Linked DNA regions of Homo sapiens: regions 2 and 3 are each linked to region 1. Evidence: chromatin contacts called from ENCODE Hi-C or POLR2A ChIA-PET data. All regions are on one chromosome and are shown on one strand. The core of a region is the stretch at or near the end of the contact, and the rest is flanking DNA. Distances in the headings are between cores, read along the strand shown. Region 1 overlaps CARD11 (caspase recruitment domain family member 11). Region 2 overlaps CARD11 (caspase recruitment domain family member 11). Region 3 has its middle 19 kb from the start of CARD11.

Region 1 (3,946 bases), core at 821-3,320:
TCCAGCAAATCCACTCTTGAGTGGCCAAACACATGTTTCCAAAAACACATAAGAATGAATGCCTGGCTGGGCATGGTGGCTCATACCTTTAATCTCAGCACTTTGGGAGTCCAAGGCAGGAGGATCACCTGAGCCCAGGAAGTCGAGACCAGCCTGGGCAACAAAGTGAGACCACCCAATTCTACCAAAAAAGAACGCTTGTAGCAGCATTATTCAATGCAGCCAAAAATTGGAAACAACTCAAATATCCATCAGCAGTAGTATAAATAAAACGTTATACTACTCATTGGCAATAAAAAATGAATTATTGGCAATAAAAAATGAATGAGCGACCGCCGCAAGCAACAACATGGATTAAGCTAAGGTTGCCAGATAAAATAGAGGACATTCAATTACATTTAAATTTTGAATTAAAAACAAATGATTTTTTTTTTTTGAGACGGAATCTCACTCTGTTGCCCAGGTCAGGCTGGAGTGCAAGTGGCATGATCTCGGCTCACTTCAACCTCCGCCTCCCGGGTTCAAGCGATTCTCCTGCCTCAGCCTCCTGAGTAGCTGGGATTACAAGCACCCACCACCACACCTGGCTAATTTTTGTATTTTCAGTAGAGACGGGGTTTCACCATGTTGGCCAGGCTGGTCTCAGACACCCAACCTCAGGTGATCTGCCCGCCTTGGCCTCCCAAAGCCCTGGGATTACAGGTGTGAGCCATTGCGCCCAGCCCAAATGATTTTTATTTTTATTTTTTTTTAGCATAAGAATGTCCTATGCAGTATTTGGGACATACTTACACTACAAAATTCTTATTCTATTAAATGTTATTATATTACAATATTATTTTTTAGCTGGTCATGTTCTGTTTCTTGATCTGGGTGTCACTGGGCGACCTGGGTGTGTTCACTTTGTGAAAATCCGCTGAGTTACACACTTAGGATGAGTGCAGGTCTCTGGTGTGCATTTGCTACTTCAATACAAAGTTTATCTGAAATCACAATAAAACGATCCCTGGCCCGTGGCCCATTAAATGAGGGCCTGCCTCTTGCCTTGAGGGACCCATCTGTTGTCGTCTCTGCTGTCTGTGATCTCTGTAACCCGTGCATCCATCCTGGCTTGTAGCCGCTGCTCAGAACGCCCCGGTGACGCACCCTTGCCCACAGGACAGCATCTGCCCTCCTTGGCACAGCACCCCAGGGCTCCTGTGGCCTCCCCTGCCCCATTTCCACGTCCTCACATCTTTTTTCCAGCGCTGACACTAACCACACCACCACGGCTCTGTGCCTGCCGCTTCGCCTGCTGCTCTGCCAGGCAAAAACCTATTTATTTTCCCAGTCTCATTTCAGCTTCTGTCGGCTCTGGGAGGTCTTTCCTGACTCCTTCAGGCAGACCTGTCTGTTCCTGTCCCCAAGGTCTGTCTTCATTTCAAGCATCCATTAGAGCAACTCCATTACTTCGCAACTGACTGTTTATATATCTGTCTCCTCCCCGGACAACAGGCTTGCTGGGGCAGGGACTCTGTCTTTTTGTCTTTTTATCCCTAGCAACTCACAGAGTGTCTGTGCGTGTTAGGCTCTGCGTATGTGTTAAGTGGGTCATGACAGTAATGGGTGTTAATGAATGGGGACCAGCAGAGAGATCGAAGGGCTCTGTAAAGCGTTCACACTTAATTTTAGAATTAGAGATGGCAAAACCCTGTCTCTACAAAACAAAACAAAAACCAAAAATTAGCTGGGCATGGTGGTGCATGCCTGTAGTCCCAGCTACTCAGGAGGCTGTGTTGGGAGGATCACTTGAGCCTGGGAGGTGGAGGCTGTAGTGAGCCATGATCCTATCACTGCACTCCAGCCTGGAAGACAGAGCGAGACCCTGTCTCAAAAAAAAAAAAAAAAAAAAAAAAAAGAGAAAGAATTGGAAAATGATGCTGTAAGTCACTCTGCTAATGAGTGGCCAGTGTCTCATTTAACTTCCCAGGAGAAGGGTGCTGGTCTTGTCTCCCATGTCACAGATAGGAAGAAAAGTGCTGAGCAGTTCAATGGTTTGCCCAAGGTCACATGGCCGGTAGGGAGCAGACCACACACTCATGGCACTGGCTGTTCCGTGAATCACAGCAGACGCTGAATCACTAAAATGTCCTTCTGGGACAGGCAAGTCAACAGAGGAAGTGCCCAGTCTGCCCCGGGCCACCTTTTGACTCAAGCAAGCTTTCTGGCACCTCTCAAATCAGTCCCTGTGGGTGGCCACCCCCTCTCCCATGGAATGGCTCGCCGGGAACGGGTTAACACCTCAAACACCTAAACACAGCGTTCAGCTCTGTCCAGACACTCTCGACTCCTGCCTGAGATTTTCAGGTTTTAAACAAAACAAAAATCTGATTCACTGTTTCCAGTCCTACAGGAAACTCAGGTCCTTTATTTATCTGCCACTAAAAAAAAAAAAAAAAAAAAGAAGAAGAAGAAGGAAAAAAAAATCAAACCAGAAAAAAAGCCCTTTATGTCTTAAAAGGGTTTTGAATGCATCTCGTTTCATACAGCACCAAACATCGTTCATGACGGGGGCTCCAGGATGAAGCCCAGACTAAAAGACAGAAGGAAATGAAACGCATTGCAATAAAACACACATGCTAATAAATAAGGGCCTGGGCAATGAATCCAGCTCGGAATATACCACTGGCAAGAAGAAATGCCCCAAAGCTTTACTTAAACCAAATAATAGAAGAACAGATGGCTCCCCTGGGTCTCTGGGAAAAGTTAATAGATCCAGGAGGCTGCAGATAGAGGCTTTGTTTGGGATTTGGGCAGAAAACACAAGGCATTCACAAGATTCAAGGTGAAAGAAAGAGGGCTTGTAGATTTAGGGACAGGGACATTTTCATCAGATAACGAAAATAGATATGTCTGGATATCTCTGCTGGGTTTCCACAGGCTGCAGGGCACGTGCCCTCTCCAGAAATTAACCAGGGCTGCGCTCGGCAGCATGCTAGGGAGACCGACTGCTTCTAGCTGCCCAACTGGAGAATTAATTTAACTCCAGAGATTTGGATAATAAGAAAGAACCCTTAAAGGAGATAAAAATTTACTTTGGGAAGATTTTTGTCCCCACCCATTGTACAGCAGCATCCTTAAGTGGTGGGAACAGTGGGTGGGAACTGGAAGCTCTGGGTTCTATGATGCAAGACCCCCCTGGTCACTGATTAGCTGAGTGACCCTGAAGAAAACCTTCAGGCTGCCACCTGCCCAGCGGCTGTTAAGAATGCTGAGATCCGTGGACACAGGGAGGGGAACATCACACACCCGGCCCTGTCGGGGGTTGGGGGGAAGGGGCGGGAGAGCATTAGGACAAATAGCTAATGCATGCGGGGCTTAAAACCTAGATGACGGGTTGATGGGTGCAGCAAACCACCATGGCACATGTATACCTATGTAACGAACCTGCACGTCCTGCAAATGTACCCCAGAACTTAGAGTGAAAAAAAAAAAAAAAGAAAGAAAGAAAAAAAAAAGAATGCTGAGATCCGGTTGGGCGCGGTGGCTCAGGCCTGTAATCCCAGCACTTTGGGGGCGGAGGTGGGCGGATCATGAGGTCGGAAGATCTAGACCATCCTGGCCAACACGGTGAAACTCCGTCTCTACTAAAAAAAAAAAAATACAAAAAATTCGCCTGGCGTGGTGGCGGGTGCCTGTAGTCCCAGCTACTCGGGAGGCTGAGGCAGGAGAATGGAGTGAACCCAGGAGGCAGAGCTTGCAGTGAGCGAGATGGCGCCACTGCACTCCAGCCTGGGAGACACAGCGAGACTCCGTCTCAAAAAAAAAAAAAAAAAAAGAAGAATGCTGAGATCTGTGGACACAGGGAGGGGAATATTACACAGTGGGCCCTGTCGGGGGTTGGGGGGCAAGGGGAGGGAGAGCATTAGGACAAATACCTAATGCATGTGGGGCTTAAAACCTAGAT
Region 2 (3,946 bases), core at 1,061-3,560, 50 kb before region 1:
GGAGCTCCACCTTCACCAATAAGTCAGAGCTCCTCCATGGGATGACGAGGGAGAGGGGCTGAGATACTTGGAGTCTGCTTTGTTTGCTGCATTTGGTGCTGAGCAAGGTGCTGGCCCTTTTCTCTCTGCCCCGCTCCCTTCACAGTCCCTGAAGCCCTGAACCCTTCACTCCAGCGACATTTAAAATAAAGACATCAGGCCAGGCACGGTGGCTCACGCCTGTAATCCCAGAACTTTGGGAGGTGGAGGTGGGCCTATCACTTAAGGTCAGGAGTTTGAGACCAGCCTGGCCAACACGGTGAAACCCCGTCTCTATTAAAAATACAAAAATTAGCCGGTCGTGGTGGCATGTGTCTGTAATCCCAGTTACTCTGGAGGCCGAGGCAGGAGAATTGCTTGAACCCGGGAGGCAGAGGTTGCAGTGAGCCGAGATGGCGCCACTGCACTCCAGCCTGGGCGACAAGAGCAAAGCTCCGTCTCAAACAAACAAACAAACAAACAATCACAAAAATCAGCCGGGCGTGGTGGCAGGCCCCTGTAATCCCAGTTACTTGGGAGGCTGAGGCAGGAAAATCACTTGAATCCGGGAGGCGGAGGTTGTAGTGAGCTGAGATTGCACTACTGCACTCCAGTCTGGGCGACAGAGTAAAACTGTCAAAAAAAAAAAAAAAAAAAAAAAGACATCTTATCCATAGAATGGAATATTATTCATCCATACAAAGGCACGAAGAAGCATTGCTGCTTGCTGTGGCACAGATGAGCCTTGCAGACACTAAGCTCAGTGAAAGAAGCCAGACACAAAAGGCCACACATCATAAGATGCCATTTAGATGAAACGCCCAGAATAGGCAAATCCATAGATTCAGAAGGCAGGTTCGTGGGTACCAGGGACTGGGGGGAGGCAGGGATGGAGGAGGGGGTGGGTATTAATGGGGATGAGGTTTCCTTTTGGGGTGATGAAACTGTCCTGGGGCTGGATAGAGGTGGTTGTTACATAGCACTATGAATGTACTAGACGCCACCAGGTTATTGATTTTAAAATGGTGACTTTTATGTTATATGAATCTTACCTCAATAAATAAATAGCAACAGGCTGGGTGCAGTGGCTCACACCTGTAGTCCCAGCACTTTGGGAGGCTGAGGCAGGAGGATTACTTGAGCCCAGGAGTCTGAGACCAGTCTGGGCAACATAGCAAGACCCCATCTGGGCAAAAAAATAAAAAGATTAGGCAGGCGTGGTGGGGTATGTCTGTAGTCTCAGCTACTCAGGAGACTGAGGCAGGAGGATTGCTTGACCCAGGAGTTTGAGGCTGCAGTGAGCTATGATCACACCATTGCACTCTAGCCTGGGTGACAGAGGAAGACCCTGTCTCAAAAATAAACTAAACTAAAATAAAAACAGCTACAATTTTTTGAGCCGAGGTGAGCAGGGGCTAGGCCCCAAACCCTCAGTGACTCCAAGCCCCAGACAGCCTGGGCAGGAAGCTCTGATCATCTCTGGTGAAGACCTGAGACTTCCCAGTCTTGGGGAGGGGACACCAAGGGATGAGACAGGTTGTGGGGAAGCTGGGACTTGAGCGCTGTAGGGAGGCCGTGTGCTTGTCATGGGAGGCAACAGTCCACGTGGGAATTGCAGGAATGCCTTTTTTTTTTTTGAGATGGATCTCACTCTGTTGCCAGGCTGGAGTGCAATGGCGTGATCTTGGCTCACTGCAACCTCTGCCTCCCGGGTTCAAGCGATTCTCTCGCCTCAGCCTCCCAAGTAGCTGGGATTACAGGCGTGCACCACCATGCCTGGCTAATTTTTTTGTATTTTTAGTAGAGACGGAGTTTCACCGTGTTAGCCAGGATGGTCTCAATCTCCTGATCTCGCGATCCACCTGCCTCGGCCTCCCAAAGTGGTGGGATTACAGGCGTAAGCCACCGTGCCTGGCCTTTTTTTTTTTTTTCTGAGACAGAGTCTCACTCTGTCGCCAGGCTGGAGTGCAGTGGCGCGATCTTGGCTCACTAAAACCTCTGCCTCCTGGGCTCAAGCGATTCTGCTGCCTCAGCCTCCTGAGTAGCTGAGATTACAGGCACCCGCCACCGTGCCCTAATTTTTGTATTTTTAGTAGAGACGGGGTTTCACCGTGTTGGCCAGGATGGTCTCCATCTCCTGACATTGTGATCTGCACTTACAGGAGGCAGGGTCAAGGAAAGGACAAGATAGAAGCAGAGGTGGAGAAAGAGGGTGAGGTGAGTGGGAGAAGAGGGGACGGCGGGACAGAGGCCTTGTGACAGAAAAGGGAACAAGAACTCAGGGTTTTACGTTGTACCCACAGGTGCAGAGCTGAGAAAAGGAAAGAGAAATGAAGAACGGCAACTCGGAGGGAGGAGACGGTGGGGGTGGCGCGGGCACCGGGTGCAGGCTGAGAAAGCGAGAGGGCGGTCCGGCCAGGGGGTGGGGGTGCTGCAACCAGCTCTGGTCACGCCCCTTCTCCTGAGAGCTCCCAGGACTGCAGGCAACTTGCTGAAGAACTTGGGTAATTTCCCGGAGGCCGGCTCACCTGTTTCCAGCCCATCAGTGATCTTGAAACTTACAAATACTCAGACTCACACTTTCCGCCTATCCGTGCAAGGTAAGAGGAGCCAAACACATCTCGAAATGCACCGATTTTTCTTCTTCTAAGGGGGCAGACTCTCGTGGTGTGCCCCCACCCTCTCTGTTAATGCCTCTATTGTGTAAAAACGTCTTTAGATAAATTTGTCGGGCTTGGAGCCTGGGGTGGCCATTTCTTTGCACTTTATCTACTACAATCCAAGACCAGCAAACATGAGGCCACGTTTTTCCAGTGGTTTCTGCCTCCCCCACCACAGTGGTGACGGAAATACGCTCCCCAGCAACAGTGAGAAGACCCTGGGATTCTGCAGGCTCAGAGATCATCTGTACCCTCCCGCCGTGTAACTGCAAGACGACAAATGAGATGCAAACAGGGAAGTCTTTCTTACGTTTGTGCCAAATGATACAATCACCAATAATGAAATAAGGCACCTGTGAAAACTGCACCCAGAAACGGTCGATCAGTATGGACATGAGGTTGTTAAGAATGCGTTTCCTTAGCATCGAAGAGGGGGTAACTGGCTGCTCTCTGATCATCTGTCTCTTCTTCCCTGTGTGCAGGGAGCTATGAAGGAGCCCACTTAGGAAGCCAGGATTTAAGGTGACAGGAGCATATTGCAGGTGGGGCTCCACCTGCCGGGCAGTGACGGCTGGGGGTCACCCCGAAATCTCTGCACTCAGGGCTGTCAGACGGACGTTACGCGGTATGTGAACTAGAGACACTAAGAGCCTATTATTCTGTTTTGCATTTTAAAGGAGGTCTCTGAGGACCAGCTGATGCTTTCAAACCACTTAAGTCAGCGAAGCCCCAAAAAGGCTGTAGTCTCTTGCAAGCAAAAGTTACCAAGGGGCTGCCGAGGGTCTTCAAGCCCGCAGGACTTAAGAAATTCCCGAGTGTTTCACCAGGAATTGAGGAATCTACTCGGATCCCTTTCAGGGATCCCGGGGGGAGGGGAACTTCCCCTTTGGGGTCCCCAGTCCTACTGTCTCTTTGGGAAGCTCCTTGTCCCACAGTCGCCTGGTTTGTCCTCCGGTGTTTGTGGGCAGGGGCTGGGCCTTTGGTGCCCCGGTGGACACCAGCGAGCCACAGCCTCATTTCTTAGCATTTGCAATCTCAAGAGATCCCAGAGGAACCGTCTGGAAGGTGCTTGCGGGGTTGAGGGGTGGGGAACACGAACCCTTCCCAGACCTGGGGAGGGCCAGGCTGCAAGGCCCCACGTTTTGGAAACAGACCCTGTACACACTTCCTCTCCACCCAGCTGGGGGCCACGGGCAACTCAGGCCTTGAGACACACTCTGCGCACTGAGCCCCACTCCCCGGCCCCTGGCACTGTCCCAGTCAGAAGA
Region 3 (3,946 bases), core at 923-3,422, 35 kb after region 1:
GTCCCATATCAGATTTGTGATTTGCACATGTTTTCCCCCACTCTGTGGGCTTTTTCACTTTCTAGATGGTATTGTTTGTAACACAGAAATTTTAATTTAATTGCTTATGCATTTGGTGAAATAGCTAAGAAATTATTGGCAAACCCAAGGTCACAAATATTTATTCCCATGTTTTCTTCTGAGACTTTTACAGTTTTAACCTTTACGTTTAGGTCTATGATCAACTTTTTTTTTTTTTTTTTTTGTGTGTGTGTGTGTGTGTGTGTGTGTGTGTGTGTGAGAGACATAGTCTCACTCTTTGGCTCAGGCTGGAGTGCAGTGGTATGATCTCAGCTCACTGCAACCTCTACCTCCCGAGTTCAAGCGATTCTCCCACCTTGGCCTCCTGAGTAGCTGGAATTACAGGTGTCCACCACCATGCCTGGCTAATGGGGTTTCACCATGTTGGCCAGGCTGGTCTTGAACTCCTGACCTCAAGCGATCCACCCACCTCAGCCTCCCAAAGTGCTGGGATTACAGGCGTGAGCCACTTCACCTGGCTGCCATGATGCTCTTTGATGGAATATTTATGTATGGTGTGAGGTAGAGATCCAAATTCATTCTTTTGCATGTAGATATCCGTGAGTCCATCATCCATCCATTATCATCCATCACCATAATAGAAACGATTCTCTCCTCATTGAAGTGTCTTGACACGCTTGTCAAAAATCCATTATGTTTGGACTCTCAGTTTTATTCAATTTTTCTCTATGTCTATCCTTATGCTAGTACCACACTATCTTGATTACTGTCATCTTGTAGTAAGTTTTGAAATTAGGAGCTGTGAGTCCTTCAACTTTGTTCTTCATTTTCAAGACTGTCTTGAATATTCTGGGGCCCTTGAATTTCCATATGAATTTTAGGATAAGCTTGTTCAACTTCTGCAAAGAAAAAAAAAACAGCTGGGATTTTGATAGGAAATTGTGTTGAACCTGTAGATCAACTTGAGGAGTATGAACGTGGGTTGTCTTCCTATTTATTTAGATTACCTTTAATTGCTTTTGACAATGTGTTGTAGTTTTCAGTATACAAGTCTTATACTTCTTAGTTATCCCTAAGTATCCTATTCTTTTTGATGCTATTGTACATGAATTGTTTTCTTAATTTTATTTTTGAATGGTTTATTGTTATCATCTAGAAACACAATTGATTTTTGCATATTGATTTTGTATCCTTCAACTTTGCAGAACTCATATTTAGTTTCAATAGTTTTAGTGGGTTCCTTGAGATTTTCTACAAAATCATGTTATCTGAGAATAAGGATTGTTTTACTTCTTCTTTTCCAATCTGGAAGTCTTTCATTTCTTTTTCTTTCCTAACTGCCCTGGCTAGAGGCTCCAGCAGTGGCCAGAGTGGATGACCTTGTCTTGTTGCCACGGGAACTCACTCTTGGGGAGCAGCTGAGTTGGGGGGATGTTGGGAGCCGACTGCAGGAACGGGAGTTCTTGGAATTAACTCCCAGGTAGTATACAATATGTATTAAAGCTTGAGTAATAAAAACTGTGCTAATCCAGAGTGCACATAGCTATTATTAAAACCCAACAGTCACCACAGCAATTGTTTAGAACTTAGCCCGAACAAAGATTTTTTTCTTTTTCGATGAGGAATAGCTGATCATGGGCATTGTGTAGAATTGCTGGTGCATGGTGATAATAGAAACAGTCTAACTCTTCATTGGTTTTATTGTTAATTTTAAATTCTCTACAGACAATGGACCCTTTCCTGCAGGAGCCTGGAGTAGGTGGCTCCCAGTGTGCTCCACCCTTGGGGTGCCAATGCCCACCCCACTTTTCTGACACCCTCTGAAGCCTACTCAGACACAAATCTTTCTCTGATGTGCACACCAGTTCAGCCATGAGCATGGCCTGGGTCTTATCCATTCCTGCCTCCCTTCCGACACTGTGCACACGTGCTTCAGAGTGGAATTGAGACGGCCTGGGCCCCATTGATTGGCACTCTCTGCTCTACCCCAGCACTGGTCTTTGGGGCCCATGTGCAGACAGCCCAGGATGGCAATCACAGGGCTGCAGTGTCTCAGTCCAAAAACCTTTAGGCAGAGCAAACACAAGCTAGAAGGACCCAGTCTGAGTCACTCAGTTCCACTGTGAGTGCATCGTGGGACCCGGGGCCCATGGTGCAGCTCTTTCAGTTTCTCTTCTGTGAAATGAGGACAGTGGTGCAGTCTCAACCTGTTGCCACCACCCAGCCTCCTCCCCTTTCTCCTCCACCTCCTTCCCTGCCCACCTCAGAGTGGAAAGTTTTGTTAAGGTGGCTGTATTATTGAGTCTTCGGGAGGAGTGAGGTGTCAGGAATGAAAAGGGGGAGAAACAGCCTGCTTACATCATTCCTACCCCCTAGCCCCCTAGGGGCTCACATTCTTCTTCTTCTCTTCTTCTTCTTCCTCCTCCTCCTCTTCCTTCTTCCTTCTTTCTTCTGCTTCTCCTCTTCTTCTTCTTCCTCTTCCTCCTCCTCCTCTTCTTCCTTTTATTCCTCCTACTCCTCCTCGTTCGTCTTCTCCTCCTCCTCTTCCTTCTTCTTCTTCTTCTTCTCCTCCTCCTTCTCCTTCTTCTTCTCCTTCTCCCCCTTCTCCTTCTTCTTTCTTCTTCTTTCTTTGTTTTTTAGAGGCAGGGTCTTGCTCTGCCGCCTAGACTGGAGTGCAGGGGTGTGATCCTAGCTTACTGCAGCCTTGAACTCCTGGGCTCAAGCAATCCTCCTGCCTCAGCCTCCCCAGCAGTGGGAATACAGGTGCACACTACCACGCCCAGATAATTTTTAAATTTTCATTTTTGTGGAGATGAAGTCTTGCTACATTGCCCAAGCTGGTTTCAAATTCCTGGGCTCAGGCGATCCTCCTGCCACGGGCTTCCAAAGTGCTGGGATTACAGGCATGAGCCACTCCGCCTGGTTGGGACTCACATTCTTGAGCCTGTGACATACATATTTTAAAATGTGTTTTATTTTTTACATGGATTAGGGGAAAGTGGAGAAGATATGGCTTTCTTACATAAGCCCACTAACTGAGATCAGCGATTTCTAGAAAAAGAGACAGCGAATTGTTTTGAATGACGAAGTGCGTGCCCCTGAGGGAGCTTTAAAGGAGATGAAGCTGCCAGGCTCTACCCAAGTGCCCCCGTGCTTATCACTTCTGGGTGCAAAGGCCCCACTTGCACCAGCTGTAACCACCTGGGACTTTCTGCCTGAAGGTGTTCTCTGTTTTATATGAGTGGCCCTAGGAGCAGCTCTCAGCCCATAACTGGTGGAGTTGCAGGATAAATAACCCAGTTATCTCAACTCTCTGGTAGGGTAACTCCAAGGTATGTTCTGTCCTGTCTCCTGGAGGCTCCTAGCAGGACTGCATTCCAGTTGCCTATCATGGGGACTGGATCCAGGATGAACATGTTATCTGTTGCAGGCAAAGGGAAGAGGTCTGAGAGAGGATCTCTTGGGAATCCCAGGAGGCAGGGACACCTTTTTTTTTTTTTTAAGAATTTTTTTTTTCAGAGATGAGGTCTTGGTATTTTGTCCAGGCTGGTCTCAAACTCCTGGACTCAAGCACTCCTCCAGTCTCAGCCTCTCCAGTAGCTAGGACTATAGGCTCACACCACCATGCCTGACTAATTTTACTTAATGTTATTTTATTTTTTGTAGAGATGGGGGTCTCACTATGTTGCCCAGGCTGGTCTCAAACTCCTGGGCTCAAGCAATCCTCCTGCCTCAGCCTCCCAGAACGCTAGGATTACAGGCATGAGCCACTGCACTTGGCCTTCAGCTCGGTTTTTTAAAGGTCCTTGCAATTCTTAACATGGGACAACATGCCAAAAATAGTTACAATGCTGCATATATTTAAAGTATTTTCCTGAAATAATTTACTCTTTTAACACACAATGCAATATAATTGTGCTTTTCA

Evidence for each region. Hi-C counts contacts between places; a loop is a spot of excess contacts on that map. ChIA-PET counts read pairs that join two places held with the same protein, here RNA polymerase II (POLR2A). Pooled maps may share reads with other maps.
Region 2: a map of cardiac septum shows a loop between it and region 1 (4-fold over the local background). The contact joins two enhancer-like sites. A Hi-C loop is called at or near these places in 6 of 168 maps with a recorded cell type or tissue (CD4-positive, alpha-beta T cell, CD8-positive, alpha-beta T cell, cardiac septum and 3 more), 4 of 37 single-sample maps with no recorded cell type and 13 of 50 pooled maps. POLR2A ChIA-PET finds 5 or more read pairs at or near these places in 10 of 52 experiments (AG04450, BJ, CD4-positive, alpha-beta T cell and 7 more).
Region 3: a map of heart right ventricle shows a loop between it and region 1 (7-fold over the local background). The contact joins two enhancer-like sites. A Hi-C loop is called at or near these places in 4 of 168 maps with a recorded cell type or tissue (CD4-positive, alpha-beta memory T cell, CD8-positive, alpha-beta T cell, heart right ventricle and 1 more), 1 of 37 single-sample maps with no recorded cell type and 11 of 50 pooled maps. POLR2A ChIA-PET finds 5 or more read pairs at or near these places in 9 of 52 experiments (GM12878, OCI-LY7, Panc1 and 6 more).

The regions. Positions count from the first base shown.
Region 1 is chr7:3,026,086-3,030,031 of GRCh38, forward strand. All of the region lies in intron 1 of CARD11 (caspase recruitment domain family member 11), which reads right to left. Among named protein-coding and RNA genes, the nearest start is that of CARD11, 16 kb to the right of the region's middle. Within about 2 kb of position 2,071, at least 8 of the 41 ENCODE cell types and tissues checked have a DNase peak (open chromatin) inside an H3K27ac peak, as active enhancers do.
Region 2 is chr7:2,976,226-2,980,171 of GRCh38, forward strand. All of the region lies in intron 1 of CARD11 (caspase recruitment domain family member 11), which reads right to left. Among named protein-coding and RNA genes, the nearest start is that of CARD11-AS1, 34 kb to the left of the region's middle. RefSeq lists a silencer at 2,419-2,508 and an enhancer at 3,242-3,946. Within about 2 kb of position 2,311, at least 6 of the 41 ENCODE cell types and tissues checked have a DNase peak (open chromatin) inside an H3K27ac peak, as active enhancers do.
Region 3 is chr7:3,061,064-3,065,009 of GRCh38, forward strand. No RefSeq gene overlaps it. Among named protein-coding and RNA genes, the nearest start is that of CARD11, 19 kb to the left of the region's middle. RefSeq lists an enhancer at 2,099-2,418. Within about 2 kb of position 2,173, at least 3 of the 41 ENCODE cell types and tissues checked have a DNase peak (open chromatin) inside an H3K27ac peak, as active enhancers do.